Linked DNA regions of Homo sapiens: region 2 is linked to region 1. A link is a loop called in an ENCODE intact Hi-C map of the cell type or tissue named here. Cell type or tissue: CD4-positive, alpha-beta T cell. All regions are shown on one strand. Links, peaks and the distances in the headings refer to the core of each region. The heading gives the core; the rest is flanking DNA. Region 1 overlaps OVCH1-AS1 (OVCH1 antisense RNA 1). Region 2 has its middle 59 kb from the start of FAR2.

Evidence for each region. A loop is a pair of places that touch in the nucleus more often than their neighbours do. Peaks named below come from ENCODE experiments on the same cell type or tissue, not always from the same donor. Only the 100,000 strongest peaks of a DNase experiment are listed, where the experiment ranks them.
Region 2: it touches region 1 in a loop (2.6-fold over the local background); 6 of 110 quality-filtered maps call a loop at or near these places.

Annotation. Positions count from the first base shown.
Region 1 is chr12:29,418,781-29,435,542 of GRCh38, forward strand. The region is part of intron 1 of OVCH1-AS1 (OVCH1 antisense RNA 1); the gene reads left to right. It also overlaps a transcript of OVCH1 not described here. Among named protein-coding and RNA genes, the nearest start is that of OVCH1-AS1, 38 kb to the left of the region's middle. In CD4-positive, alpha-beta T cell, for the core only: a CTCF peak has its summit at 9,397; DNase peaks (open chromatin) are centred at 9,381 and 10,121.
Region 2 is chr12:29,082,094-29,098,855 of GRCh38, forward strand. No RefSeq gene overlaps it. Among named protein-coding and RNA genes, the nearest start is that of FAR2, 59 kb to the right of the region's middle. RefSeq lists an enhancer at 4,288-4,337. In CD4-positive, alpha-beta T cell, for the core only: CTCF peaks have their summits at 6,736 and 6,939; no DNase peak of the experiment used is centred there.

The sequences.
Region 1 (16,762 bases), core at 4,910-12,909:
GAGGAAATAGACATTTCTTTTAATGAGGTCATAGTCATTTTTCATAATTACTAAAAATATATTATTTTACATTTCTCTTTGTTCTTTTTAGAATTAGAGATATGGTATTGCACTATCACCAATCTGGAGTACACAGGTATAATCATAGCTCACTGCAGCCTCAAACTCTGGGCTCACGTGATTCTGTCTTCAGCCTCCTGATTTGCTGGGACTACAAGCCCACACCACTATGCCCAGCTAATTTTTTTTAGTTTTTTGTAGAGATGGAGGTCTTACTATGTTGCCCAGGCTGATCTCAAACTCCCAGCCCAAAGTGATCCTCATGTCTTCATTTCCCAAAGTGCTAGGATTACAGGTGTGAACCACCATGCCCAGTCTACATTTCTAATCTATATTAAAAATTTTATTGTCTTGAATTCTTGGAAAATAGGGATTTCTCTTAATAACTTTAATCCCTGAGAAAAATTTTAATGTATATATTTTCTTTCCTCCATAATACTAAACAAAGTATGATTTTTTTTTTTTGAGATGGAATCTCATTCTGTCACCCAGGCTGGAGTGCAGTGGCACAATTTGGGATCACTGCAAGCTCCGCCTCCCAGGTTCATGCCATTCTCCTGCCTCAGCCTCCCGAGTAGCTGGGACTACAGGTGCCCGCCACCATGCCCGGCTAATTTTTTTTTTTTTTAATTTTTAGTAGAGACAGGGTTTCACCGTGTTAGCCAGGATGGTCTCGATCTCCTGACCTCATGATCCACCTGCCTTGGCCTCTCGAAGTGCTGGGATTACAGGCATGAGCCACTGCGCCTGGCCAACGAAATATGATTTTTAAGATGCATGATGCCTCAAGATAATGATTCTGTGCATTATTACAATTATAATAATAGATGTTATACACTTATATAATGGCCTCTGAAAGATATTCTGAAAGTTATATTTACTCCCTGTAAAATGGTTTTCAAAGAAGTGTCTAGGAACTATGCATTAAGTCTGGCATTGCCTTAAAAATTTAGAATCTGATGTAACTCATCAAATCAAAACTCAAAATTATGATTCTAAAATTTGATTGCAAACTCCCCAAACAGTTTTGAACACATGAAAGTCTGAAAATTGCCTTATAAGGATGACTTCTTGAGATTTACCTATTCAAGAGTAAAGTTGGGGGATGATAAAGAAAATGAGGTTTTGATTCACTGAAGGGTCCTGCTCACCAAGTTATTTGAGCAGATAGAAGGAACTGCTACTTTGAAGACACTGAAAACATTATATTTAATCATTTGGCTATGGGACATCATGTGATGTTCTCAACCATCTCACTACTTCTGGGAGACCAATATTAGAAATATCAGAATTTTAGTACTGAGCAACCTTTAAACTGAGGAAGGAATTTTCAGATAATGTCTCAATATCACATGGAAACAAGATTCAGATGAAATCAAAGAAAAAATTTTCTTTCCAAGAGCATTCTTTAAAATTTTTCAGAACTTTCTATATTTATTTTGGGAGCAGGTATGATGATCAGTCAGTAGAGGAGAGCAAGGAGGAAGGAGACCCACCGTTTAGCAACTCCAGTGCTCTAGGTGATATGTTCAGAAGCTGATGCACACATGTTAAGACATCATTATCTCCATTTTATAGATGAGGAAAGAGAGGGCAGCATTGTTAGTCACTTATTTTAAAAAGAGCTGGAAGGAAAAAGCAGCTTTTTTTTTTTTTTTTTTTTTTTTTTTTTTTTTTTTTTTTTTTTTGAGACGGAGTCTCGCTCTGTCGCCCAGGCCGGACTGCGGACTGCAGTGGCGCAATCTCGGCTCACTGCAAGCTCCGCTTCCCGGGTTCACGCCATTCTCCTGCCTCAGCCTCCCGAGTAGCTGGGACTACAGGCGCCCGCCACCGCGCCCGGCTAATTTTTTGTATTTTTAGTAGAGACGGGTTTCACCTTGTTAGCCAGGATGGTCTCGATCTCCTGACCTCATGATCCACCCGCCTCGGCCTCCCAAAGTGCTGGGATTACAGGCGTGAGCCACCGCGCCCGGCCAAAAGCAGCTTTTAAAATGAAAAACTATTAGTGGTATGTGTATTGTTGAAGGACAGAAAGTTTCATTCACCTAATATGTTCATTGATTTGCAAGGTGAAGACTATATCAGCGGGAGCATAAACTTTAATGTTTCTTGTGACATAGGGAGAGCAGATGGGTACACCCATTGTGAGCCCTTGAACAAGCAGTCTCAGAGACCCTGCACCACAGGCACAGGCACAGACCTAAAGTTAGAATGCACTGCTGCCAGGACCCACTGTTTTGTGGCCAGGGAGCCTCTATAATAATGTTGTCTGGGTGCTGCAGACTAACTAGCCAGGGCCATGACATTGCAGATGCAGCACAGCTACCAACCAACCTAGGCTCTCCAAGCATGGCTGGCAGCACATTTGTATTTCTGTCCGAATTTTCCATTCGAAATTGGTCAACAGCTGGAATGCTACGTTTGTCTTGGGTTGGCCAACTTCCTGTATTGTTTTCTATTGTTATCCCTTAGAAAAGTAATAACAAAACATTATATAAAAGTAATTATAAAAGTCTATTAAAATTTCAGAATGGAGGCATTTCTTAGGTTCAAAACTAGGATTCTGATCAAGAGATGAGACTTACCTTTTCTTGCACTGCTTTTAAAATAAGAAGATCAATAAAGTTAACTAAAATATTAATATATGCATCTTTAGGATACTCAAAACATAAAACTGATTTTTAAAATAAAAATATTGCATCTAATCATGAAATTATTGGTCATTGTTCTTTCTGTGGCATTATTTGTGTTATTCCAGTGTAACAGATATCTAGACTTATCAAAACACTTTACACTACACGTATTCAAAATACAACATATATATAAAGAACACATATAAGGAAAATTTCCAGCACTGTGTTTATTCCATTCTCAAATTTAAAAAGAAATTCTCCAGGAAATAATTTTAGTAACTAAAAACCAAGAGATGTTTTTAAGTATGAATTTTCTTAAATATACACAAAAATTTGAGAATTAGGATATGTGCTTATTTATATAATTATTTACTGGAGATTTCTATTTCATACCAGACATGTATTTAAAACAAAAAGTTTCTAGCACAGTGGATTTGTGTTGTTTATTCAATATTATGTTAAAACTCATTTCTACTTCCTTTTCAGATATGTATAAAACATCAATTCTCTTCTCCTTTTAAATATATATGCCAAAATCATGCAAACTCCTCAAAAGACTATCCAAGATCTTAGGAAAAAAAGTTGTTTACTCAAAACTGTTTTCACTGCATTAAGGTTTAAGGGTGGATTTTAATCCACATTATATGCTCAGTCTTAGACCTTTGGGCTGTTTGTACACATGTGTAACAGCAATATTTTATTAGTATCCAACCTGCAAAAAAGGAAGACTTAAAGAAATGAGGCAATAGAAATATTTTTACTGTGAGAATGAAGGGTCAATTTAGAGATGAAATATGGAAGGATAAAAGCAATGGAGACAGAAAGGTCAATTAGATGAGCATCCCTTAAACTATTCAAAGTCTCACCTACAGAATGATGAGGCTCAAATCAAGGACTCTTCAAAGAGCCCATTCATTCCCCTGTCTTAAAAAAGACAAAGTGATGTCAAGAAGGACATTTCACTGAAGGTTGGTCATTAGAATTCCACCTGAATTACACTCTAATCAAGAGGACCTCCTACTAACAAATTAATTAGGTTTTTAATTGATGGTATGTGTATTGTTGAAGGACAGAAAGTTTCATTCACCTAATATGTTCATTCATTTGCAAGATGAAGACTATATCAGTGGGAGCATAAACTAACAAATTAATTAGGTTTTTAAATCTTAAGCACAACTGATGAAATTATGGCTTAAAAGTAGATTGGATAAGTAGAAAATCATTAAGTTTGTTTCTATTTTATTCAGAGAAGTTAGTACATGTTCAGCTAATCTATTCTCTTCTGGGAACTTTATGAGGGTGAGGGGTAGCTACTTGGTAGAAGAGATATGGTAAGAGAGACATGGAAATACAATGAACTCTGTTTTGGCTTGAATGTCCCCACTGGGTCATTTAAATAGCAAATGACTGACTTTCGTGTTTATCATTATTTCTTAAAAATAATAAACGCACATACACAAATTAACTTTATTACCTCAGATGATTCATTTGGAACTACCAGTATTATGCCTTAAGGAATGGTTTGAAATGAAGATATCCTTTTCTTTTTTTAGTAGGGAGACTACTAGTGACCCTTAAACCAATGGGCTGCAGGTTCTACTTCAAAGCTTATGCAGTATCTGCTTTAATAAACATTTTAATGCAATTACTTACCACTGATAGGAAATTGGGTCTCAATATTGCTCTTCTGTGATTGCTCCTGAATCATCTCTTCTAAAATAAGCTTAAAACCTCTTTCTCTCAGACTCATCAGTCTTAAAATGCACAGTCAGGTAAGCAGCACTGGATATCAAGATAAACTCTTTCTTGGAGCCATGTAAATGAGCTGCAATGAAAGACATATTCGATAATTAAAGTACTTTTTCTGTGCAATGACATAACTGAAAGAGGACAAAGAGGTAACATTAAATTCCAAACTGTTGATATTAACAAAAGAATGATTGTCAGGAATACAAGATCAAGATTTGTAGGATGGAACTCATGATTTGAGTGCCACAATGGAAGAGTATAGCTTTTAAAAGATCAAAGGGAAAGACCTGATAGAAAAAATGGTACACACTTGTATGGCAATCTGTTATCCTAAGGATGGGAGGAAAAAAGGGCATTTGCGCGAAGATAACTAGACAGAGACACAAAAGTAATGGGACAATCTGCTCTAAAACACAATAATGATTCTTTTAAAATTCAGAAACACAGAAGTTGGCACAAAGGTGGTCCTGATAGTAACAGGACATTTGCTGTACATTTAAGTTCTCCTAAAATAAAACAATGAAACACTATTGATTTGTCTTCATGATAACGGTATCTCAGAAATCCGAGAAAGAAAGGAGGGGAGTAGTTAATCTCTACATCGTCCTTATCCTCAAAGCAGCTCTATCTGGTGGAATGGAAGTGATGGGGAACCTTGGAGATGCTTTCATGTCAAGTAAAGGGGTTCTGGGTAGAACCAACAAATAACCTGGAAGTTTTAAAATAATGGAAATGGGAAAATGCCGAGACCAGCTCGGTCGGGGAGACCCTAACCCAGCAGCGCTAGAGGAATTAAAGACACACACACACAGAAATATAGAGGTGTGGCGTGGGAAATCAGGGGTCTCACAGCCTTCAGAGCTGAGAGCCTCAAACAGAGATTTACTCACGTATTTATTAACAGCAAGCCAGTGATAAGCATTGTTTCTATAGATTATAGATTAACTAAAAGTATTCCTTGTAGGAAACAAAGGGATGGGCCGAAATAAAGGGATGGGTTTGGCTAGTATCTGCAGCAGGAGTGTGTCCTTAAGGCACAGATCGCTTATGCTATTGTTTGTGGTTTAAGAACGCCTTTAAGCAGTTTTCCATCCTGGGTGGGCCAGGTGTTCCTTGCCCTCATTCCAGTAAACTCACAACCTTCCAGCATGGGCATCATGGCCATCATGAAGATGTCACAGTGTTGCAGAGATTTTGTTTTGGGGCCAGTTCATGGCCAGATTTTGGGGGGCCTGTTCCCAACAGGAAACTGTTACTCTGTTTTTCAAAAAGGATGTTTGGGAGCATAAGGCGGTAGGTAGGAGACAGAGAAAAACAGAGAGGTGTAGGGGTTTCCAAAGTCCTGTCAGTGAAGGGACATAGCTTAGTGCTTACAGGCACAGATTCTAAAACCAAACTGCTGGTTTGAACCAACTCTATCCCTTATTAACTATATGGCAAGCTACTCAACCTCTCTCTGTGCCTCGATAATCTCATCTGCAAAATGGAGATAATAACTCCATAATAACCTGCCATATTAACTATATGGCAAGTTATTCAATCTCTGTCTGTGCCTCAGTATTCTCATCTGCAAAATGTAGATAAAAACAATATTTTCTTAGGATTAAATCAGTTGGTATTTACAAAGTATTATACATATTTGTTAAACGAAAATAAACCTCAGCAAAATTTTTACAGCAAATTATTAGACAGATGGTTTTTGAACACTTGGAGGAGGAATCAGTGGTCATGAGAAGGCAACATGGGATCCTTAACACGCCACATTAAATTAACCTAATTTCATTTTTTAAAAGAGCTAATTAGATGGTGGCTAGGGGGAATGGGATGAACTTAATGAACCTTGACTTCAATGAAGCACTTAATAAAGTGCCTGTGATGTCCCTGTGAACAGACAGCAAATGGTACGTAGATAATTATGTGGCTAGGAAGTTCCACAGGTGATTAAATAACCATACAAGAAATGTTAACCTGGAGGGAAGGTCTAAATGGTATGGAAATGATTCTGTCTTTGGTTCCACCGAGTACGGTATTTCATTGATGACTTAGACAGAAATACAGAAAACACATTTATAAAGCCTGTAGGTTGAAGATAGGTGGCTGGAAAAGGGGCTAGTTTAAATACAGGCTCCTAGATTATTAAGTTGAACATTACACCTAATACAGAGTTTACTCTAAAATAATCCAAAACATATAATGCTCGCCTTGAAGATATGACCTGGAACTTATCAGCATTTTCTCCTTTTAAACTGATCTAATTTCTAGACTGTTCTTCCTCTCCTTGTGTCAAAAGGCATCAATGTGATGACTACCACGTGGTTAGAATAGTGGCCAAGAACACAGAGTGCTTCAGTTGAGTCCCACGTTTTCTACTTATTAGCGATGTCACTGGAGGCAATTTATTTAACAGTTTTGTGACTTGCTTGTCTCATATTTAAAATGAAGATAATGTAACCTACCTACATAAGATTGTTAAAAGATTAAGAGTTTTCATCTTCATGAGATTGGGTCTTAGCTCAACAATGCCTGGATAATGGTAAATATTTAATAAGTTATTAGATAATATTAAGCAGAACAAGTTTTGTACATGGCCTGAGAACCTCTCCATGAGAATTCCATGTATATTTAAAAAGAATTATGATCCTTCTGTCTTCTCTCTTCTCCAAGGTAAACATGCCCAGGATGTCCACACCCTTCTACATCCTGCTCATTATGCTCTTTGGATGCACTCCAGTTTGCCAACGTTCCTTAAATTTGTGTTTGACCAAGGGGGATATTCAAAATATTTAGTAACCAGATTGCACACCAACAAGTAAAGAACTTGTGAGACTCAGCTAGTACTATGGTACTATGATTCCCTTTATCTTTTAATTCTTTACTATCGCTGCTCTGAATTTGTAATCATTTGACACCTCTGGAATTAGTTCAAACATCCCACTTTCTAAATCACCACCTCCTAAGTATATTAATATTTCTTTGCTACAATTATTTAATCTCACCATGACCTTCTAAGCCATTGATCCCATAAACTTCCTAAATCCATCAACCCTTTAAAAAGTGAGAAATTTTGCTTTAAAAGGAAGCAGAGAAATGGGATAATTGCTGACTTACATTAGTTTTAGTTTGTTTTAAATGATAGATAATATTAGAACATGTTTGAAACTGATGAGAATGATAGAGAAGATAGACGATGTAGGAGAAAGGATAACTAAATTAGTGAGAAACTGAAAAGTCCCAAATTGATATCTATAGCTCCAAATCCTCCACTAGCTCAAGAGTTCTATCTCTAGCTAACTAGTGGCAACTCAATCTGGATATATCAGAGCAATGTTTTTAGCATGGCCCAAACAGATATCTCTCTATAAATCTTTTTCTCCCTGTCATATTTTCCATCTCCATAAATGCTTTCTCCAGTGTCTCACATCATAAACCTAAGAGTCATTCTTGATTTGCATACTGAATTCCATATTCAATCCATCAGGAAATCCTCTCCATTCTATCTCCAGATCTGTCTACTTCACTCGCATTCCATTATTGTTATCCTCCTCTAAAGCAACATCATCTATTGTCTAAAACAGTGCAATAGAACTTTCTGCAATGATGGAGCTTTCTATATCTTTGCTGTCCAATATGGTAGTCACTCGCTACATGTAGCTACTGAGCACTTGAAATGTTGGTATTGTCACATTTTACTTCATTTTAACTAATTTACATTTAAATAGCAACATGGATTGGACAGTGCAGGTGTAGACAAGAGCCTCATAACTATAGACACAATTCACTTTGTCACTCCAGATCAGCCTTCAAATTACTCCCCTGTCAAAACTTATGATGACCTCCTATTGAACTGGAATAAAATCCAAAGTCACTATCATAGCCTGAGCTGCACAATTGGAGAAAGCCTCTCTGCTCCACCACCCCACTTCATTCTAGTCTGTCCTTGCTCAATCTCTCTCTAGTCACTCTGACCTCTGACAGTTCCCTAAGTTACCAAGCTCTTCCCTCATTCAGGGCCATTTTTTCCACTTTTTCTTTTAAAAATCAAATATTTTCTGTCAAGCAGTGCTTTAGACATTGAGGATACAGCAAGAACAAAAGAGACAAAGTTCTGTTGCCAGGAAATTTTAATTCTGGTAGAAGAGACAAATTATAAATGAATGAAAGATAATACTCCATCAGGCCATGATCAATCCCTAGAAGAAAAGGTTAAGGAAGGCTATTTAGATTGTATGATAGAGGAGGTCTCAGGTAAGGTAGCATTTGAATGATTGAGGACGTGAAACTTGAGACAGAATGTGCTTGGTTAGAGGCCTCTTCCTCCATGTGAGGACCCAGTGAGAATGGGCTGTGCCTAAGAACCAGAAAGTGAGCCCTTAGCAGGCACCAAATCTGCTGGCACCTGGATCCTGGACTTCTCAGCCTCCATACTGTGAGAAATAAATATTTGTTGTTTGGAAACCACTCAGTCTATGGTATTTGTTATAGCAGCTTGAATGGGGTGATAGCCTAGCTAACGGGGAAGCCAGGAGAGTAGCAACAGGGGTCTATATTCATTAGGTCCAAAATCTTTACAGAAATTGCATGGTTCATTGAAGTAAAATTGTGCGAGCTCACAAATAAATGCAAATCCCTTCACTGTTATATAGAATTACACAGGCTCATTACAGAAATTCAGGTTGTCTCATTTGTAATCATTTGACACCTCTGAAATTTTGATTAATCTGAGCTTTTAAAGAGGAATGATGTTACCAGTTTGGAGAATATTAAAGAGTGAGAAAGAGAAAAGCAGTCCCTGACATACAGAGAACCTGGTCTGATGCTCGCAGCTGGACCATGTTATTTTCCTGTTGGACATACACTGTCTCACAGGACATCAACAGCAGACAGGGCGGTGCTAGTCTATGATAAGGTAAGACAAAAAACGGCTGTGTGCAACCACCAAAATACCACTCTCCTCCCTCTCTTGGCTAAAATGAGGAACTGCTACTGCTTTACCAGTTACAGTTTTATCCTTACTCTAGCCAGGCCTCCTTTTGACTGAGATAGCCATCGTAAAATTGCTCTACTTCCTGACAGAAACCAATTCAGAACAAAGTCCATTTCCTTAGACCCTCTCCAAAATTACCCAAAGCTCTACCTCTATTATAGGTTTTTCTAACACCTTCTTACTGAGATACCCCATGGTTTTCCATGGTGTGTATACTCCCTCTCTGCAATGAGTGCAAAATGCAATTTGTTCAACTACAGGTACATTTCTAGGGTCTTTGGTGAAAGGGTATTGACAGGAATTAGGGTTGAAGAGTATGGTGCTATGGAGACCCATGGTTCATCTTAAGGAAAACCAATAGCTTGAACTTATAAATCTTCCCCTCCTCCATACCCCAATTGCTTTATAATCTAATAAGAGCCATACTTACTGATAGGAAAGTTAGGCAACTTTGGAACTTCAAAGCAAAATTCTGAACTTAATGGTGTTATAAATCTGGAACTATCATAGGAGGGGTCAAGGTCCCTGGAAAAAGAAAGCATCAAAATCCTCCTCTTGACCTGTGCAATAAATGGATTTTAATGGTGTCCTAAGTGGCAGAACTAAGAGGAAACTAGAGAAGTTGATGCAATACTCAATTACAAAATGTTTCAAAAAGTTTCCCTCTATGAGTCAGTCTCATGATGGAATACTGCCAAATGCTCAAGCATGACAGACACTATGTGACCAATACATTTCTAAAGATTATTCAAGCTTGGTAAGTGAGTGTAGCTCACTGGTAGACAGGTGCCTCTCATGTACAAGGCCCTGAGTTTGACTCCCAGCACCTCCAACCATTAATTTCTTAGTCCTCAGCACCACTCATCGGTAAAGATTATTCTGGCTAATGGAACTTTTCTCCACTTTAATTTATCTGAGGTCTAAAAAGGGCCATCTATATTATGAGTATAAAACCTGATACTGGTAACACTGAGTAAATACATTTTCAAAAAAGTTACCATCTAAAAATGCCATTTAGGAAATAAAATCCTTTAAAACATATGGCATCTGGACAAAACCAAGAGTGCCAACTAATGGTTAAATGAGATAGGAATTTTTGTACTAAAAAGTCAAGACAAGCCAGGATTGGGAAGGAATAAAGATCCAGTGAGTGTGATCTCATACTCATCCAACTGTGCTCAATAATGCTATAGGATTCTAATGAAGGATCTGATGAGAAATCACTGACAACAAATGCTATTGTTCCCAAGGCCAATGTAGGTCATGTTTTACATGTATATTCATTATATAAATACTTGGTGCCAGTTAGTGTAGGCCATTTAAGAAAGATAAATTTACAAAGTAGAATTGATTGCTGATATGGTCTATCATAAATATTATATAATCCCAATCACAGTTCAAAGATTCTTCTGTTATAAAGTCTTTAATCATGGCCTTCATTTTATTTACTGTTGTGGAATAAAAAGTCCAAGTGTAATTCAGCATGTTGAGTTAACTGTTAGGATAATCAAGAGATGTGATCTCAACAGAAGTCACTGGAATCAAATCCAATACTGGACATCCTTGAGACAAAGAGAAAAAATATACAATAATCAAAAAGAGAAGTTACTTGAATCTAATTGGAATGTCTACAAGTAGGTCATTAAAACCTAAACTGTAGCATACTTTATTAATTCCTATCATTGCTTCTTGGTATCCACAGATCCTTACTTATGTTTAAATGACTTCTGTTTGGAAAAACGGACCCCCACTTCAAAAGCAAACAGCCTGAATTATTTGACCTTAAATCACAAACTGTAAATCCATTAAGTCACACCACGTCTACATTTCAATTTATTTTTGTCACTCCTATTTCATACATGATCTTATTTAGGTTTCACAATCATAAGATACAGGTATTATTATCTTCAGTCTAGAGGTGTGTGAATTGACACTTGATATTCAAGAGATGTGACCTAAGATCTTTAGGACTTCTCTAAATTTGCAAATGCCATAGTAATATTTCACTTCCCCCATAACTGCATAAAACATAACTTCAATATCATTTATGAAATAGCATTAGCACTATTTTTGTGCTGGTTGGCCCCCTGCCAGGAGGTGGCATTTTCCAGAGAGCACCAGCTGTGGTCGAATGGGGAGGAACAGGTGATAGGCGGGCCCCTAGAACTCCCAAGAGTATATGCCCTCTGCAGTGACCAAGGTGGGTAGGGAAGGACCATTAGGTGGGGGCAGGGCTAAGTGTGTCTGAGCTCAGACTCTCCTTGGCCAGGTCTTGCTACAGCTGCTGTGGGAGATTGGGGTGAGGTTCCCAGGTCAATGGAGTTACATTCCTAGGAGGATTATGACTGTCTCTGCTGTGTCATGCAGGTTTTCAGGGAAACTGGGGGAGAGCTGACAGTCACAGACCTCACCCAGCTCCACACAATCCAAAGGGCTTGTCTCACTTCCACCATGCCCTCTCCAAAAGCACTGAGTCTGTTTCCAGGCAGTGGGTGAGCAGAGCTGGAGAATTTGTCCCAGGCTACCCACCTCCCAGCTGCGAAATCAAGTATGGCTTTCCTTCTATTCCTGCCTGTGGAGTCTGCACACCAGATTAACACCCTCCCTTGAGTTCTGGCCAGGAGGCTTCTTGATCAGTTCAAATTGTTACAAAGTTCAGTTGGAGAGTTCCTTCTCCATGTGGCCTTTTCCCAGTACCTCTAGCTGCCCTCCCAGAGTACCCCTGTGAGTCCAGGCAGAAACGGTTTGCTAAGGCACCAAGCAATCTCCCAAGGCTATGATTGTATTTAATTTTTCCTCTCATGGAATATAGAATAAGAACATTCAGGGTCAATACACCCAATTAAACTTTTATAACATATTTCTTTATTCTGATTATAAAAGCAATGCATATATGCTCATTATAGAAAGTTTCAAAAATAGAGTCCAAAGGAGGAGATAAAAAGTTGTGTTGGGTATGGTGGTTCACGCCTGTAATTCCAGCACTTTGGGAGTCCATGGCAGGAAGATTGCTTGAGCCCAGGAGGTTGAGACCAACCTGGGTAACAGCAAGACCTCGTCTCTACCAAAAAAAACAAAAGTGCTAGCCAGGTATGGTGGTGTGTACTTGTGATCCCAGCTACTTGGGAGGCTGAGGTGGGAGGTTCACTTGAGCCTGGGAGGTTGAAGCTGCGGTGAACCATGATCACACCACTGCACTGCAGCCTGAACAGAGCAAGACCCTGTCTCAAAAAAAAAATCCTCCTATAGTCCCTCCTTTAAGCAACCAATATTCATGTTTTAATGTAAATCTTGCAAAGTCTTTCTATGCTGTATATGTTTAAAAAATTGTATTCCATTTTATACCATTACAACATTTTCCCCCTATTTAATTTATTGTGACCATTTTTCCATGCTACTAACTACCTCATATAAATTATAATGGCTCTATATTTCTTATTCACATAGACATATCATAATTTCTCATAGCGTGTTTTATCTGCAATCTTAAGAACACAAAATGAGTCAGATCTTGAATAAACCTCACACATGGGGTATATAAATCTATTATAATTCTTCTGTCACGAAAAACATGTCTACATTAAAGGTTTTCTATGTTTATCTGAAAAACAGAATGAATATATGTAATAAGAGTCTCTTACCTGAGTTAACCCCTACTCATACATTAGCTCTCAGGCAGGAGGATTCGCCTAAGCAAAATAGACACGTTTGTTAACCCATTCATCAGCTAAGGAGCTACCTCCTTATTTTCCACTCCTACTCTGCCTTAGCTGAAATGTCATTACCTTTATTCAAATAAACAATTCTTGAGTACTATTTACCACGCATAGTTATAGGTTTCAGGGATATAGCAGAGGGCATGCTTGCTGAGGAACAGCAGCAAGGTTGGCATGGCTGGGTATGAAGTGAGCACTGGGAAAAGTAGCAGGGGAAGACATCAAAGGGATAGTCAAGAGCCAGATCCTATAGCATCTTGTAGGCACTATAAGGACTTTTACTATGAATGAGTTAGGAAAACATTGGATTATAAACATGATCTCAATTACTCATTTTAAAATGATCACTTTGGCTATTACACATAAAACTGGCTAAAGGAAGGCTGTACCAAAATATTATGGTGGAATTGTTCAGAAGTAGTAGCATTCTAGCTCTATTTTACTGAAAGACCTACTGATGAGCTATACTTGATGTGGAATGTGAGAAATCAAGGTGGACCAAGTTTAATGGCCTGAGTAATTAATTAGCAAAATGGAGTTGCTATCTACTAAGGTGGGAAAGATTGGTGGAGGAAGAGCTTGGAGGCAGGGGTAGGAAATCAAGGGTTCAATTTTGGTCATGTTAAGTTTGAGATTCTTATTAGATAGCCAAGTGGAAGGGGAGACACTTGGATATACAGTGCTAGTGTTCAATAAAGAAGCTGGGACTGGATATATAAATTTGGAAGTTATCACTGTATAGATGGTATTTAAAGCTAGAGAATGGGTGAGATCACTAAGGAAGGAGTATAGGTAAAGAAAGGAAGAGAGTCAAAGACTGGGTCCTGGGATACCTCAACTGACAGTGATAGAGAAAATGAGGAAAAACCAGCCAAGACTCTGAAGGAGACCAGTGAGCTCTCCTTTTTTGGAGACCAAAACAAGTGAGATTTGAGGAGGGAGAGCTCGTCTGTGTCATGACTGAGAAGGGACTACCAAATCTGGACTTGTGGAAGTCATTGATAGCTTCAGCAAGAACAGTGTCCATGAAATGGTAGGAAAAAAATAAAGCCATATGAGGATAAATTCAAGAAAAACGAGAGGGCAAAAGGGGAGACAGTGAGTATAAATAACTTCCATGGAGTCTTGCTAAAAAAAAGAGAAATCCAAGTTTTCCTTGATTCCCTTCCCTGTCCTCCATCGAAGTAAACAAGCTTCCTCTGTTATATATTTTTGTTGCACACTGTATTTTTTTCTTTATAACTGATATGGTTTTGCTGTGTCCACACCCAAATCTCACCTTGAATTGTAGCTTCCATAATCCTCATGTGTCTGGGGAGGGACCCGGTAGGAGGTAATTGAATCATGGGGGTGGGCTTTTCCCATGTTGTTCTCGTGATTATGAATAAGTCTCACAAGATCTGATGGTTTTATAAAAGGCAGTTCCCCAGCACACGCTCTCTTGCCTGCTGCCACATAAGACGTGCCTTTACTCCTCTTTCACCTTCCGCCATGATTATGAGGCCTCTCAAGCTGTGTGGAACTGTGAGTCCATTAACCCTCTTTTTCTTTATAAATTACCCAGTCTCAGGTATTTCTTCATAGCAGTATGAAAATGGACTAATACAGTAACTTAATATACTATATATTTTTATATGATTATTGACGATCTCCATTACTAGACTGTAAGTGCTACTATGGCAGGGACTGTCTTGTTCATTGCTCAATCTTCATTTCTTTGAATAGTGCCTGGCATATTCCTACAACAATTTGTTGGTGGTCTGAATAATTCTCGGTTTAAATGTGAGATTTTTTTCTATTTTATGTTAGTCCCTTATGATATACTTACATAACTTAAATTTGATGCAAATTTCTTCTGTTTTCTTTTTCCAACACTTCTTACATTATCATACTAAAATTAAGTAAAATGTTTTTAATGGAAATGCCTCCCAAACTGTATTTCAATTAACATGTCCAAAAAAAAAAGAAACAAAAGGTAAAATGGGCAGTAAAGCAAAGCCTGCTGGCTGATTAAAAAAAAATGAGTGTGAATGGATTAATCTTAAGTACTGAGGGAATTCTAATAAATATTCAGAATTAAATATAATGGCAAATGTTTCTCTATGATATCCGATTTCTATAATTTGCAATAGTTACCCGTTTTCATAATGCTATTAGTGCCTTTGCTCAAACCACAGGATGACGGACAAAGCGTATCTTTCAAAAATCTGGTTACAACTAACACATATGAACTAATCAAACAAGTAAAGAAAAAAAGGACAAATTATTCTTGATATTAGTACATTCAGGAAGTGAATTCCAAAAGAGAAAAGCTACTTGAAACTTCTTTGCTAGGGATAAAAATTTCTGACTGTATTGTCGCAATATTCCAAGTATCCAGAAAAATAAAGAGTATGCTTAGGTGTTAAAAAAAATCTGCTCAATCTTGTACTTCATACAGGTTTAGCATGAGGCCTCCACAGATTACAGAAGTCAGAATTTTAAATATTATATTTTTGTCCTTTCCTAAAGCTGACAAATGAAACAAAGAATTACAATCTATTAATTTACTTATTCGATAACAAAATTTTCCCAATAAAGCACAATAAATTGAACAAAAACATACATATGGAACAAAAGAAGCACAAGAAATTGAACAAAAACAACAAATAGGGAAAAAATGGACTTACCAGAAATACAAAAAGAGTCTCTCAGAGAAAACTCTTCATGGCCAAAATGACATTATATGTGAAAATCGTAAGAGATTTTCATAAAAGTGAATCTCTTTCACATAATTTACCTTGTCCCCAACAACAAAAAAAAACCTTACTATTCATCAAGACAAAGATTATTGAGCAAAGTAAAAAATTCTTATGTTTGAAATTATAAATTTCTGCTATATCAATATAAAAATGGGAAAAATAACTGAATAAAAGCCAATTAGAATAGAGAGCTGGATGTTCCCTATTCCTGAGTCTAAGCAGTTTTAAGACAGTAGTTCTAAATCAACTAGGACATAATGCCCAGTTCTTATGATGTCGGAATAACTTAGGTACATCTTTTAAAAACTATATGTTGTAAGAAAAGGTGACATGGTCTAAGACTGGGTCCTCAGGGAACTAAAAAGTTATTGCTGTCACCAAACTGAAATATAATATTTTTAGCAAGTATATTTGAGCTTTAGCTACATATAACCTTCATTTATCCACAGTGGCCAAATTTATAACAGGCAAGTTGCAGTAATTGCCACACAAGTCAAACCCATTAGTTGGTCAAAATGAAACATTTTAGACAGTATTTCTTAGAACAGCCAGACCCGTGGCGTGAGCCTGTAGTCCCAGCTACTGGGGAGGCTGAGGAACAGGATTGCTTGAGCCCAGGAGTTCAAGGCTGAATACACTACGATCATATCTATGAATAGTCACTGCACTTGAGCCTAGACAACATAGCGAGAACCTGTCTCTTAAAAACCACTTTTTTTTTGAGACGGAGTCTCGCTCTGTCGTCCAGGCTGGAGTGCAGTGGCGCGATCTCGGCTCACCACAAGCTCCTCCTTCTGGGTTCACGCCATTCTCCTGCCTCAGCCTCCCGAGCAGCTGGGACTACAGGCGCCCGCCTAATTTTTTGTATTTTTAGTAGAG
Region 2 (16,762 bases), core at 3,407-11,406, 340 kb before region 1:
GATTGTAACTTTATTAAACAAAGACCAGTTTGGTTAAAGAAAAGAAAAACAGTGTGAACACATAAACTAAAAACACATAAATCTGCTACATAGAGAAATCTGTTGGCTTAGCTTAAAGAGTGTTTTTAAACAAGTTGTTTGAGTTGAAAGTTAAATTACAAAGGCAGTTTTAAGAAGATAGTAGCCCAGAGTTTTTTTGCATGCCTTAAAGATGAAAAATGGCTGCAGAAACCAGCCTCCCTGGCAGGCATTTTTATCACATAAACCAATTAAACAAGTCCCTGCAAAGTCTAAAGAAAATGTTTTGACCTTACATGACATGATTCTTGGACTTAAAAGGAAACTCAATCTTTAGGAAAATCATGTTACAAAATTAAATTCTTAAATGTTTTCACTGCTGCTTGGGCTTGAGAGTAAGAAAGGATAACAACAAATTTCAAATCTTGAAAACCAGTCAGAAGAACTGTAGATCAGAAGTGAATAATGTTTTCAATCCATTCTCTCTGAACCTTCTGCTCAGTCTGAGAACCTGACTAACAGAGGAGAGATGAGAGAAGAACTTTGTGAGCTAATTTCAAAATGAGATTTACTGATCTGCCCCAGACACGTTCTAGCTTTCTGAATGAGAAAACTATGGAAGTCATAGGACAGCAATGAACACTTCGCTGCGGTTTTAAATTTCTTAATATGTGTCATCAAAACGTTTCTTGTTTAAACAAGTATTAAGAATGGGGACAGAAAATCTGAGTTACTCAAAAATGTTTTTAAACAAGGAATGGAGATTGAATTTTATCATATGCTTTTTCTAGCAGATGCTGAAAATATTATTTATTTATTGTTTTGTGGGTTGACCTATTACAGCAACATAAAATATTAGTAACTTTTTCTTTTTTATTTTCAGTCATCCAAAGGAATTTTTTTTTTTCCTAAGACAAGGTCTTGCTCCATTCCCAGGCTGGAGTGCAGTGGTATAATCACAGCTCACTGAAGCCTCAAACTCCTGGGCTCAGAAGATCTTCCTCCCTCAGCCTCCCAGGTGGCTGGAACTATAAGAGTGAGCCACCACACTTGGCTAATTTTTTGTTGTTGTTGTAGAGACAGAGTCTCACTATGTTGCCCAGGCTGGTCTCAAACTCCTGGCCTCAAGCAATTCTCCCACTTTGGCCTCCCAAATTGTTGGGATTATAGGTGTGAGCCACCATGCTTAGCCAATAACTTTTCATAAGTTAAACCATTTCTGGGATAAAATCCACCTCATTGTATTGGACTATTCTTTCACACTACTTTCATTTGCTGAGTAAACTCCAGACTTTATGCTCACAAGCATGATATCCCATTGCAGAACACCTTTGTCAGGTTTCAATATCAAGTGAATGCTCAGTTTAATTTAGTTCATTTTTCTTATCTTTTTCTATAACATGAAACATATTTTATATTATAGAGAATATATACTCTTTAAGAGTTTAAAGGAATTTAGCAATAAAGCCAAAAGACCTCGAAGTATTTGTTGAAGGTAAGCATTTAACCATAGTTAAACTAAGATAATAGTCAAGAATCTGACAAGAATGATATTTTCAATATAAACTTTAGTTATATTGCTTAACTAAATATGCTTAAGCATATTTCATTTTTAGAAGATATTAAGTGGGAATGTCATAACTCTTTTCTAGACCCCATATGCAAAATACATGCTTTACATTCAGATCATAAACTCACTTAATCCAGTATCCATGCACACCTGATGAAATGTTACCCTGGTTGAAGGCTGCATATCTATAATAATTGTCTTTTTTCATATATTGAGATTGCAAATCTCCATGAGTTCCTCTGCCTGTTTCCTGACATTTTGAGAATAAAATAGAAAATTATACTTTTTGCATAGAAAATACAATGATACTGTCCTACTGCTGTTAGGTATTTGTAGATTATAAAGAAGCAAGGGATGAGATTCCATCTGGATTCTCTGTGGTGCTTTTGCAGGTCTTTTTATTCTAATCTATTTTATCAGCACTCTATTTGAAACCAGGATTTATCCTTTCAAATGGGAATTATGGGCCATCTCTTTTATTTTTAAAGGTATTCTATAAATTGTCATTTGCTTCAATTCACTTCACTTTCCATGCAGGCAAAGCCATTTGCAGTCAAGAATCATAATTACTTGCCTGAATCTGGCAGACTGCTGATTAATTCTTCACTTACTAACAAGAAATGATAAAGCTACATGAAGAACAAAGATTGTTATAATAGTGTCTTTTTGTGAATGCTACCTGACTACTTTGCTCACAGAAATAAAAACTGAGAATAATTGCTTAGTTACACTACTGAAGAATTTTTAAAAGCAAAAAGATGTCCAGCAATTCCACTTCTGGTTATATACCCAAAAGAATTGAAAGCAGGGACTTTAACAGACATTTTTACAACAAAATTTATAGCAGTATTATTCGCAGAAAAAGGTGAAAATATTCTAAATGTCTATCAATGGATAAACAAAGTGTGGTATAAACATGCATTAGAAAATTATTCACCCCTAAAAAGAAATAAAATTCTGATGCATCAAGAGAATAAAAAGATAAGCCACAGACTAGAAAAAATTGCAAAACACACATCTGAAATAACTGGTATATAAAATATACAAAGAATTCTTTATACTCAACAATAGGAAAGCAAACAATTAAATTAGAAAACAAGCAAAATATCTGAACATACACCTCACCAAAGACGATATCTAGATGGCAAATAAGCATATGAGAAGATGTACAACATCCTGTGTCACTAGGGACTTGCAAATTAAAACTGCAATGAGATACCACAGTATACCTACTAGAATGGCAGACATTCAAAACACTGACAACATCAAATACTTCCAAAGACATGGAGCAATAGGCACTGTCATTTACTGCTGGCACAAATGCAAAATGGTACAGCCACTTTGGAAAAAAATTTGACAGTTTCTTACAAAACTAAACACACTCTTACCACACGATCTAACAATCACACTCATTGGTATTTACCCACAAAGTTAAAAACTGACATCCATACAAAAAATCTGCCTAAATGATTATAGCAGCTTTACTCATAATTGCCAAGAGTTGAAAGCAATTAAGATGTCCTTCAAGAGGTGAATGAATAAATAAATTGTGGTACATTCAGACAGTGGAATATTCCTCAGTGATAAAAATATATGAGCTACGAAGCCACAAAGACATGGAAGAAACTTAAAAGCATATTACTATGTGAAATAAGCCAATCTGAAAAGGCTACATACTATAGGATTCCAACTATATGACATTTTTGAATAGTCAGTACTATGGAGACAGTAAAATATTGGTGGTTGCCAAATATTAGTGGAGAAAGAGGAGTGAACAAGTGCAGCGCAGAGAATTTTAGGACAGTGAAACTATTCTGTACAATACTACAATGGTGGCTACATGTCACTATACATTTGTCAAAAGCCATAGGATGCACACCACCGAGAGTGAACCTTAAGGTAAACTATGAACTTTGGGTGATAATGTTGTGTCATTGTAGATGTATCAGTTGTAACAAATGGACTGCTCTGGTGTGGAATGTTCATAGTTGGGGAGGCTCTGGAAGGGGCAAGCAGAGGGAATATGGGAAGTATCTATACTTTCCATTCAGTTTTCTGACACTGAATTTTCTGAAACTGAATGGAAAGTACAGAGATTACTTTGCTTGGCCTGAAGGGAAAGTGAAGTGAATAGAAGCAATTGGCAATTTATAAAATACCTTTAAACACAAAAAAGATGTCCCGTAATTCGCAATTGAAAGGATAAATCCTGGTTTCAAATAAAGGTCTGAAACTTCTTTTTTAAAAATCTATTTAAAAAAAATTGATACATGCTATGACATAGATAAACTTTAAAACATTATGCTAAATGAAATAAACCAGAGACAAAATGACAAATATTATATGATTCTACTCATATGAAATAGCTAAAATAAGCACATTTATCGGGACAGAAAGTAGAATAGTGGTTACTAGTGGTTGGGAGGAGGGGGTAATAGGAAATTGTTTAATGGATACAAAGTTTTGGTTTGGGTTGATGAAAAAGTTCTAGAAGTCAGCATGATAGCAGAAGGGGAGGTCCCCGTCTTTGTCTCGACCCCTCCTCTCCCCCATAAAGAACAACAATTGGACAGCTATCCATGAATAAAATTCACTATAGAAAAGCCAGGAGCCTACTTAAAAAGCTATAGAAACACAGTAAAGCAAAAAAAGAAAAAAAAAACACACAAAACCTTGAGAATAACTGCACAAAAAAATGGTTTTATTTTGCCTACAGCATCCCATTCACTAGGTCAGAACTGCTCAACATGGAAACTCCCCAGCTCTGGAGTTCCCCTCACAGGAAAAAGCACAGTGAGGTGAACAACCAGCTACCCCAGCCTTTCAGGACCCTGCCTAAGTGACCCACCTCAGTTTCACCTCACCCAGATTGCTGGTGAGACCAACATTGTTGAGACATCCGGTGATGACTAGGGACACAAAAAGGTGGGAGTTACCATTATCAGTTAAGCTGCAGGAACCGCCAGGGTCCCAGGGACTTTTTCTGCACAGGACACCAGCAGCCTTTTCCACTGAGGACGTCCAGAGCCCTGGTGGCCACCATGCATGCCCCACAGATTTCACTCCTGAGAACGCTGCACTGTTCACCATCACAAACCCCGGTGGTCTGTTCTGCAGAGGACTCCAGCAGCTTTTGCTGCCTAGGAAAGCAACAGCCAGAAAAGCCACAGGGGACCCCTTTAGCTTTCAACACCAAGGGCCTTGAAGTTTATCACCTTTGCATTATCTAGCTGCCTGAGCTGCTATTCCTCTCCTCCCTTCTCCCTGGAGCCACCCCCAGCCACTACTACTGGGGAATCCCTGGCCTGGATACATAGCACAGCTGCAGTGTACGTGCCCACAAGTAGCCTGGGCCCCTACCACAGGCCCCAGTTCCCATTGCCACATGTGCAGCCGTGTGCACGTGTGCAGCCAGCCTCAACCCCCCTTGCCAGGCCTCACACATCCACGCATGTGCCCATAGCTGGCCCATGTAGCCACATACTTGCTTACTGCCAGTCTCACTGGTTGCCACTGCATGTGCACTTACAGCTGATCCTGCCCCCCATTGCCTGCACTCACCACTGTGCTTGCACCCATGGTGGACCCCTGCAGCCTGACACCTGTCACCAGCCTTCACTGCTGTGAGCAAATCTGCAATTAGCCCTGCAGCCACACACATAGACACCACCAACTCTAACTCCTATAACTGTATGACATACACTGTCAACTCCCAGTAATGAATGTGTCCACAGTTGGCCCCAGCCCCTCCCCTAGCCCTGACACACATGTGACACATGTGTGTCCACAGCTAGCTTCTGTCACTATGCACAAGTCTGCACCCAACTTCTAAAGCCAAGCACATGCATACTGCCAGCCCAAGCCCCCATTCCTGCTGCCTGCTCCCATCCCTTATTGCTGAACCTGGAGAAGCTACTGAGGTCCCCAACAATCCTAGCTGCCACCATGAAACTCCTACAGCTATTGCTGCCTAGGATCACACAGTTGCTAATGTCATGAATCCTAGCTGTCTGAGCTGATGAGACACAAAACATCCCCTCCAAACCTGGAGCCACCACAAGCTCCACACTTGGCACAGCACACTACTAGATCCAGTGCCAGAACAGACTCCAGCATGCCCCACCCCACTCCTTCAAATGAAAGACTTTTCTTAGGGAAGCCAGTCCATAAAATCTGAAAAAGTTGACTGCTTCTTCAAATGTGCAGACACCTACTCAAGGCTATAAGGATCACAAAGAATCAGGTAAACATGGCACAACAAAAGTACACAGTAAACTTCAACTAACTGAGCCCAAAGAAATGGAGATCCACAAACTGCCTATCAAAGAATTTAAAATAATTATTCTAAAAAGCCTGAGTGAGCTACATGATAAAGCAGATAATTTAATGAAATCAGGAAAAATGCAAAAACAAAATTGAAAGTTCAACAAGATAGAAGATATTTTAAAAAAAAAACAAATTTTTGAGCTGAAGAATACAATGACAACTAAAACATGCAATTAAGAAGTTTAACAGCAGACTTAACTGAACGGAAGAAAGAATAAACAAATTCACAGATGCGTTATTTAAAATTATCCAGTCAGAGGAGAAAGAGGAATAAAAAAATTAGAAAAAAGTCCTATATGATTTATGGGACACCATGAAGAGACCTAATATTTCCATTATTAGAGTTTCAGAAGAATAGAGAAAAGCACAATGCTTGTTTAAATAAATGCAGGCAGAATAATTTTCAAATCTGAGGAGATCTATGAATGTCCAGGTATATGAAACTCAAAGATTTCAAATCGATTCAACACAAAGATTTCCTTAAGAATCATTATAATCAAGCAAAATCAAAGACAAATAGAGTTTGAAAACAGCTTTGAAAAGAAATGAAGCGTATTACACACAAGGGAACCTCAATAAGGCTATCAGAAACCTTGAAGACCAAGAGGGAGCAAGATGATATATTCAAAGTGCTGAAAGAAAAAAACTACCAACCAAGAATACTTTCCTTGGCAAAGCTGTCCTTCAGAAATGGGAGAGATAATAATGACTCCCAAACCAACAAAAGGGGAGGGAGTTCATCACCACTAGACTTTCCTTATAAAAAACACTAGAGGGAGTGCTTAAGCAGAAAGAAAAAAATACTAATTAGCAACACAAAAATATATGAAAGTGTAAAACTCACTGGTAAAACTTAGTAAAATTTCTAACTTTACACTTCAAGGAACTAGATGAAAAACAAATTGGGCCCAAATTTAACAAAAGTGAGAAAATAAAAAAGATCAGAGCAGAGATAAATGTAATAGAAATTAGAAAACCACTGGGAAAAATTGGTAAAACTAAGACTTTTTTTTTTTAAAAAGATAAAATTGAGAAACCTTTAGCTAGACAAAAAAAGGAAGACTCAAAATCAGAAATGAAGGAGACATTGCAACTGATACTACAGAAATACAAAAGATGATAAGAGTCTACCATGAACAATTATATAGCAACCAATTGAATAATCTAGAAGAAAAGAAATAAATTCCTAAAAGCATTCAACCTACAAAAAATTATCAGGAAAAAATAGAAAACCTGAATATACCAATAATGAGTAAAGAGATTGAATTATTAATAAAAAATTCCTTAACAAAGAAAAGTCCAGGAACAGATGGCTTCACTGGTGAATTCTACCAAGTACATAAAAAAGAATTGGTACCAACCCTTGTTAAACTCTTCCAAAAACTGAAGATGAGAGAACACTCTGTAACTCATTTTACAAAGCCAGCATTTCCCTGATACCAAGCCAGACAAGAACACTACAAGAAAAGAAAATTACTTTTCAAGCTAGTATCCCTGATTAACATAAATGCAAAAATCCTCAACAAAACACTAGCAAACCAGATTCAACAGCATATTAAAAAGATCATACACCATGATCAAGTGGGATTTGTTCCTGGATTAGAAGAAAGATCTCAACAAATTATGTAAAGAGCAAATGTACCTCAATATAATAACAGCCATATATGACAAGCCCACAGCTAACATTATATTTGATGGTGAAAAGCTAAAAGTTTTTCCTTTAAGTTTAAGAACAAAACAAGGTTGTCCATAGTCACCATTCCTACTTTACATAGTGTGGAAGCCCTAGCAAGAGCAATTAGGCAAGAGAAAGTAATAAAAATATCCACATCAGAAAGGAAGCAGTTAAATGTTCTCTATTTGCAAATAACTTAGTCTTACGTAAAAAAAAATCTTAAGGACTCCATCAGAAAACTCTTAGAACTAGTAGGCAAATTAAGTAAAGTTGGAGGACACAAAAATCAACATATAAAAAGCAGTTGTACTTTTATATACTAACACCCAACTGTCCAACCATGAAATCAAGAAAGCAATCCCATTTACAATAGCATCAAAAAGACTGGATTACTTAGGAGCAAACTTAACCAAAGAGGTGAAGGATTTCTACACTGAAAACTACAAAACATTGATCAAAGAAATTGAAGAAAACACAAATAAATAAAAAGATGTACTATATTCATATATTGAAAGAATCAATATTGTTAAAATGCTCCTACTACCCAAAGTAATCTATAGATTCAATGCAGTCCTTATCAAAATTCCAATGACTTTTTTTATAGTATTGGAAAAAAATTCTAAAATTTGTATTGAACCATGAAAGACCCCAAATAGCAAAAGCAATCTTGAGCAAGAAGAACAAAGCTGTAAACATCACACTTCTTGATTTTAAACCATATTATAAAGCTATAATAATCAAAAAAAGTGTGGTACTTGGATTAAAAACAGACACATAGACCAATAAAACAGAATAGAAAACCCATAAATAAACCCAAGCATAGACAGTCAACTAATTTTTGACAAAGACACCAAAAATACACTATGGGGGAAAGAACAGTTTCTTGAATAAATAATGTGAGGAAACTTGAAAAGCCACAGTTTAAAACAAAAGAAAAGAAAGAATCTGGGCCAGGCATGGTGGCTCATGCCTGTAATCCCAGCACTTTGGGAGGCTGAGGTGGCCAGATCCCCTGAGGTCAGGAGTTTGAGACCAGCCTGACCAACATGGAGAAACCCCATCTCTACTAAAAATACAAAATTAGCTGGGTGAGGTGGTGCATACCTGTAGCCCTAGCTACTTGGGAGGCTGAGGCAGGAGAATTGCTTGAATCCAGGAGGCAGAGGTTGTGGTGAGCTGAGATCACCCCATTGCACTCCAACCTGGGCAACAGGAGTGAGACTCGAAAGAAAGAAAGAAAGAAAGAAAGAAAGAAAGAAAGAAAGAAAGAAAGAAAGAAAGAAAGAAAGAAAGAAAGAAAGAGAGAGAGAGAGAGAGAGAGAGAGAGAGAGAGAGAGAGAGAGAGAGAGAAAGAAAGAAAGAAAGAAAGAAAGAAAGAAAGAAAGAAAGAAAGAAAGGGAAAGGAAAGGAAAGGAAAGGAAAGAAAGAAAGAAAGGAAAGGAAGACCTACAGCACACACAAAAAGGGGTTCAAAATGGATTAATAACTTAAATGTAAGAGCTTAAACTATAAAACTCCTTGACAAAGCATAGAGGGAAACTACTTGTATTTGGCCTTGGCAATGGTCTTTTCAATTTGACACCAAAAGCATGAGCAAAAAAAAGCAAAAATAAACAAGTAGGACTATATGAAAATAAAAGCCTTCTGTCCAGCAAAGGAAACAACAAAATGAAAAGACATCCTATGAATAAGAGAAATATTTGTAAACCATATATGTGGTAAAGGGGTGACACCCAAATATATAAGAAACTCATACAACTTATTATCAAAAAACAAAAACATTTTCAGTCCTATATTCATTGCAGCATTATTCACAAGAGCTAAGATATGGAAATTAAATTCAGCCTTTAAAAAGAAGAAAATCCTGCCACTTGTGACAATATGGATTAACCTGGAGAACATTAAGCTAAGTGAAACAAACCAGACATAAGATAACAAATACTGTATTATCTCACCTATATGTGCAATCTAAAAAAAAAAATAGTCTAACTCATAATAACAGAGTAAAATGATGGTTACCTGGAGGTGAGAAAAAAAAGCAAAGATATTAGTCAAAGTGTACAAACCTTCATTTATAAAATAAATAAGAACTAGAGACCTAATGTACAGCATGGTGATTATAGTTAATAGTAATGTGTTGGATTCTTGAAATTTTCCAAGACAGATCTCAAGTGTTCTCACTACACACACACACACACACAAATGGTAACTATGTGAGATAATGGATATCTTAATTAGCTTAATCATAGTAATCATTTCACAGATGTATAGATAAATGAAAAAAATCATGCTTTAAGCCCTAAATATATACAATTTTTTTGTCAATCATGTGTCAACTAAATGGGGGGGAAGTTCCAGTGATGAATGTTGGTGACGGTTGTACAATAATGTGAAAGCACTTACTACAACTGAGTTGTAATTTAAATAGGTTAAAATGGTAAAGTTTATGTTATATATATTTACCACAATTTTTTAAACAAGCAAGTATGAGAAAATCTTTGTTTCATATTTTTAGATTTATCTGTTTCCAGTGAAATCACCTCATAACTAAGTTGAACAATGCAAATGGTCCTGATACACCAGTATTTTCATTGTATCTGACTTAAGATTTGGAAAATAACTGGACTTTCTCTTTTTCTTAGACTCTCCTTATTCAAAGATGTAAAATTCTACATAAAATGTCTTCCAGGTTTTCCATTCCAAAATGGCCAAATAGGAACAGCTCCAGTCTGCAGCTCCCAGCATGATTGATGCAGAAGATGGTGATTTCTGCATTTCCAACTGAGGTACCTAGTTCATCTCATTGGGACTGGTTGGACAGTGGGTGCACCCCATGGAGAGTGAGCTGAAGCAGGGTGGGGCTTCACCTCACCAGGAAGCACAAGGGGTCAGGGGATTTCCCTTTCCTAGCCAAAAGAAGCCGTTACAGACTGTACCTGGAAAATCTGGACACTCCCGCCTAAATACTGTGCTCTTCCAATGGTCTTAGCGAACCGCACACCAGGAGATTATATCCCGCACCTGGCTCGGCACGTCCCATGCCCACGGAACCTTGCTCACTGCTAGCGCAGCAGTCTCAGATCGACATGCAGGGCAGCAGCCTGGCAGGGGGAGGGGTGTCCACCATTGCTGAGGCTTGAGTAGGTAAACAAAGCGGCTGGGAAAGCTCGAATTGGGCAGAGCCCACCACAGCTCAACTAGGCCCACCTGCCTTTGTAGACTCCACCTCTGGGGGCAGGGCATAGCTGAACAAAAGGCAGCAGAAACTTCTGCAGACTTAAACGTCCCTGTCTGACAGCTCTGAAGAGAGCAGTGGTTCTCCCGGCATGGTGTTTGAGCTCTGAGAATGGACAGACTGCCTCCTCAAGTGGTCCCTGACCCCCGTGTAGCCTAACTCTGAGACACCATTCAGTAGGGGCTGACTGACAGCTCATACAGGCAGGTGCCCTTCAGGGATGAAGCTTCCAGGGGAAGGATCAAGCAGCAACATGTGCTGTTCTGCAGCCTCTGTTGGTGATACCCAGGCAAATAGGGTCTGGAGTGGACCTCCAGCAACCTCCAACAGATCTGCAGCTGAGGGACCTGACTGATAGAAGGAAAACTAACAAACAGAAAGGAAAAGCATCAACATCAACAAAAAGAACATCCACACCAAAACCCCAACTGTAGGTCACCAGCATCAAAGACCAAAGGTAGAAAAAAAAACACAAGATGGGGAGAAACCAAAGCAGAAAGCTGAAAATTCTAAAAACCAGAGCACCTCTTCTTCTCCAAAGGATCGCAGCTCCTCACCAGCAACAGAACAAAGCTGAATGGAGAATCATTTTGATGAGCTGACAGAAGTAGGCTTCAGAAGGTCAATAATAACAAACTTCCCTGAGCTAAAGGAGGATGTTCGAACCCATTGCAAAGAAACTAAAAACCTTGAAAAAAGATTAGACGAATGGCTAACTAGAATAAACAGTGTAGAGAAGACCTTAAATGACCTGATGGAGCTGAAAACTGTGGCGTGAGAACTATGTGATGCATGCATAAGCTGCAATAGCCAATTGGATCAAGTGGAAGAAAGGATATCAGTGATTGAAGATCAAATTAATGAAATAAAGCGAGAGGAGAAGTTTAGAGAAAAAAGAGTAAAAAGGAATGAACAAAGCAAGAAATATGGGGCTATGTGAAAAGATCAAATCTACATTTGATTGGTGTACCTGAAAGTGACGGGGAGAATGGAACCAAGTTGGAAAACACTCTTCAGGATACTATCCAGGAGAACTTCCCCAACCTAGCAAGGCAGGCCAACATTCAAATTCAGGAAATACAGAGAATACCACAAAGATACTCCTCGAGAAGAGCAACCCCAAGACACGTAATTTTCAGATTCACCAAGGTTGAAATGAAGGAAAAAATGTTAAGGGCAGCCAGAGAGAAAGGTCAGGTTACCCACAAAGGGAAGTCCATCAGACTAACAGCGGATCTCTCAGCAGAAACCCTACAATTAGAAGAGAGTGGGGGCCAATATTCAACATTCTTAAAGAAAAGAATTTTCAACCCAGAATTTCATATCCAGCCAAACTAAGATTCATAAGTGAAGGAGAAATAAAATCCTTTACTGACAAGCAAATGCTGAGAGATTTTGTCACCACCAGGCCTGCCTTACAAGAGCTCCTGAAGGAAGCACTAAACATGGAAAGGAACAACCAGTACCACCCACTGCAAAAACATGCCAAATTGTAAAGACCATTTATGCTAGGAAGAAACTGCATCAACTAATGGGCAAAATAGAGGAAGATCTACCAAGCAAATGGAAAGCAAAAAAAAGCAGGGGTTGAAATCCTACACTCTGATAAAACAGACTTTAAACCAACAAAGATCAAAAGAGACAAAGAAGGCCATTACATAATGGTAAAGGGATCAATTCAACAAGAAGAGCTAACTATCCTAAATATATATGCACCCAATATAGGAGGACCCAGATTCATAAAGCAAGTCCTTAGAGACCTACAAAGAGACTTAGACTCCCACACAATAATAATGGGAGACTTTAACACCCCACTGTCAATATTAGACAGATCAACGAGACAGAAGTGTAACAAGGATATCCAGGACTTGAACTCAGCTCTGCACCAAGCAGATCTAATAGACATCTACAGAACTCTCCACCCCAAATCAACAGAATACACATTATTCTCAGCACCACATCGCACTTATTCCAAAACTGACCACATAGTTGGAAGTAAAGTACTCCTCAGCAAATGTAAAAGAACACAAATCACAACTAACTGTCTCTCAGACCACAGTGCAATCAACTTAGTACTCAGGATTAAGAAACTTGCTCAAAACCACACAAGTACATGGAAACTGAAAAACCTGCTCCTGTACGACTACTGGGTAAATAAGGAAATGAAGGCAGAAATAAAGATGTTCTTTGAAACGAATGAGAACAAAGACACAATGTACCAGAATCTCTGGGACACATTTAAAGCAGTATGTAGAGGGAAATTTATAGCACTAAATGCCCACAAGAGAAAGCAGGAAAGATATAAAATAGACACCCTAACGTCACAATGAAAAGAACTAGAGAAGCAAGAGCAAACAAATTCCAAAGCTAGCAGAAGGCAAGAAATAACCAAGATCAGAGCAGAACTGAAGGAGATAGAGACACAAAAAAATCTTCAAAAAATCAGTGAATCCAGGAGCTGGTTTTTTGAAAAGATCAACAAAATTGATAGACCACTAGCAAGACTAATAAAGAAGAGAAGAGAGAAGAATCAAATAGATGCAATAAAAAATGATAAAGGGGATATCACCACTGATCCCACAGGAATACAAACTAACATCAGAGAATACTATAAACACCTCTATGGAAATAAAATAGAAAATCTAGAAGAAATGGAATGATTCCTGGACACCTACCCCCTCCTAAGACTAAACCAGGAAGAAGTTGAATCTCTGAATAGACCAATAACAGGCTCTGAAATTGAGGCAATAGTTAATAGCCTACCAACTAAAAAAAGTCCAGAACCAGAAATATTCACAGCCAAATTCTACCAGAGTTACAAAGAGGAGCTGGTACCATTCCTTCTGAAACTCTTCCAATCAATAGAAAAAGAGGAAATCCTCCCTAACTCATTTTATCAGGCCAGCATCATCCTGATACCAAAGCCTGGCAGAGACACAACAAAAAAAGAGAATTTTAGACCAATATCCCTGATGAACATCGATGCAAAAATCCTCAATAAAATACTGGCAAATCGAATCCAGCAGCACATCAAAACGCTTATCCACCATGATCAAGTCAGCTTCATCCCTGGGATGCAAGGCTGGTTTAACTTATGCAAATCAATAAACATAATCCATCACATAAACAGAACCAATGACAAAAACCACATGATTATCTCAATAGATGCAGAAAAGGCCTTTGACGAAATTCTACAGCCCTTCATTCTAAAAACTCTCAATAAACTAGGTATTGGTGGAATGTATCTCAAAATAATAAGAGTTATTTACGACAAACCCACAGCCAATATCATACTGAATGGGCAAAAACTGCAAGCATTCCCTTTGAAAACTGGCACAAGACTGGGAGGCCCACTCTCACCACTCCTATTCAACATAGTGTGGAAGTTCTGGCCAGGGCAATCAGGCAAGAGAAAGAAACAAAGGGTATTCAATCAGGAAAAGAGGAAGTCAAACTGTCCCTGTTTGCAGATGACATGACTGTATATTTAGAAAACCCCATCATCTCAGCCCCAAATCTCCTTGAGCTGATAAGCAACTTCAGCAAAGTCTCAGGATAAAAAATCAATGTGCAAAAATCACAAGTATACCTATATACCAATGACAGACAAATGGAGAGCCAAATCATGAGTAAACACCCATTCATAATTGCTACAAAGAGAATAAAATACCTAGGAATCCAACTTACAAGGGATGTGAATGATCTCTTTAAAGAGAACTACAAACCACTGCTCAAAGAGGATGCAAACAAATGGAAGGACATTCCATGCTCACGGTTAGGAAGAATCAATATCGTGAAAATGGCCACACTGCCCAAGGTAATTTATACATTCAATGCCATCCCCATCAAGCTGCCAATGACTTTCTTCACAGAATTGGAAAAAACTACTTTAAAGTTCATATGGAACCAAAAAAGAGCCCACATTGCCAAGGCAATCCTAAGCCAAAAGAGCAAAGCTGGAGACATCATGCTACCTGACTTCAAACTATACCACAAGGCTACAGTAAACAAAACAGCATCGTACTGGTACCAAAACAGAGAGATAAACCAATGGAACAGAACACAGGTCTCAGAAATAACACCACACGTCTACAACCATCTGATCTTTGACAAACCTGACAAAAACAAGAAATGCGGAAAGGATTCCCTATTTAATAAATGGTGCTGGGAAAACTGGCTAGCTATATGTAGAAAGCTGAAATTGGATCCCTTCCTTACACCTTATACAAAAATTAATTCAAGATGGATTAAAGACTTAAATGTTTGACCTAAAACCATAAAAACCCTAGAAGAAAGCCTAGGCAATACCATTCAGGACATAGGCATGGGCAAGGACTTCATGACTAAAACACCAAAAGCAATGGCAACAAAAGCCAAAATAGACAAATGGGATCTAATAAAACTAAAGAGCTTCTGCACAGCAAAAGAAACGACCATCATAGTGAACAGGCAACCTATAGAATGGGAGAAAATTTTTGCAATCTACCCATCTGACAAAGGGCTAATATCCAGAATCTACAAAGAACTTAAACTAATTTACAAGAAAAAAAAAACAACCCTATCAAAAAGTGGGCAAAGGATATGAACAGACACTTCTCAAAAGAAGACATTTATGCATCCAACAGACACATGAAAAAATGCTCATCATCACTGGTCATCAGAGAAATACAAATCAAAACCACAATGAGATACCATCTCACTCCAGTTAGAATGGCCATCATTAAAAAATGAGGAATCAACAGATGCTAGAGAGGATGTGGAGAAAGAGGAACACTTTTACACTGTTGGTGGGAATGTAAACTAGTTCAACCATTGTGGAAGACAGCGTGGTGATTCTTCAAGGATCTAGAACTAGAAATACCATTTGACCCAGCGATCCCATTACTGGGTATATATATACCCAAAGGATTATAAATTATGCTACTATAAAGACACATGCACATGTATGTTTATTGCAGCACTATTCACAATAGCAAAAACTTGGAACCAACATATATGTCCATCAATGATAGACTGGATTAAGAAAATGTGGCATATATACACCATGGAATACTAGTCAGCCATAAAAAAGGATAAGTTCATGTCCTTTGCAGGGACATGGATGAAGCTGGAAACCATCACTCCGAGCAAACTATCACAAGGACAGAAAACCAAACACCACATGTTCTCACTCATAGGTGGGAACCGAACAATTTGAACACTTGGACACAGGGCAGGGAACATCACACCTGGGGGCCTGTCATGGAGTTGGGGACAGGAGGAGGGATTGCATTAGGAGAAGTACCTAATGTAAATGATGAGTTAATGGGTGCAGCAAAGCAACATGGCACATGTATACCTATGTAACGAACCTGCACGTTGTGCACATGTACCTTAGAACTTAAAGTATAATTTTAAAAAATTTAATAAAATAATACCTTGAAACAACAACAACAACAAAAAAAAATCCTGTATTATTGAGAGTATGAGAAAAAGGACCCTCTCCATATACTATCGGTGAGATCATTAAAATGTTTCACTTTTTGGGAATTAAATTAAATTTTAATTGTAATTTATTAAATTACATATTTAAAATATGTAAACTCTTTAATCCAGAAATTATACTTCTAAGTATCTTACAGAATTACATACCCATGCAAAAATATATAAAAGGATTTTTATTACTATATAATTTGTGATCAGGAAAAGTTGGAAAATAACCACCCTGAGGTCATGTATCAGAAAACTGAGGGCAGTCTACAATCAGGAATCAGCTGACGCTATTCCAACTAGCTAGTGCTCCACCTGCTTAGCCGCCTTACCCTGCCTCATCCATTCCTTCCCTCGAAAACCACAGTTCCCCTGTCCTCTGCCTGTGACCAACCTCGGTGTTCTCTCCCGCAGCTGTGCAGTGTGACCCCTCCTCTTGGGCACGAGCAGAAATAAACTTTTAAATAGC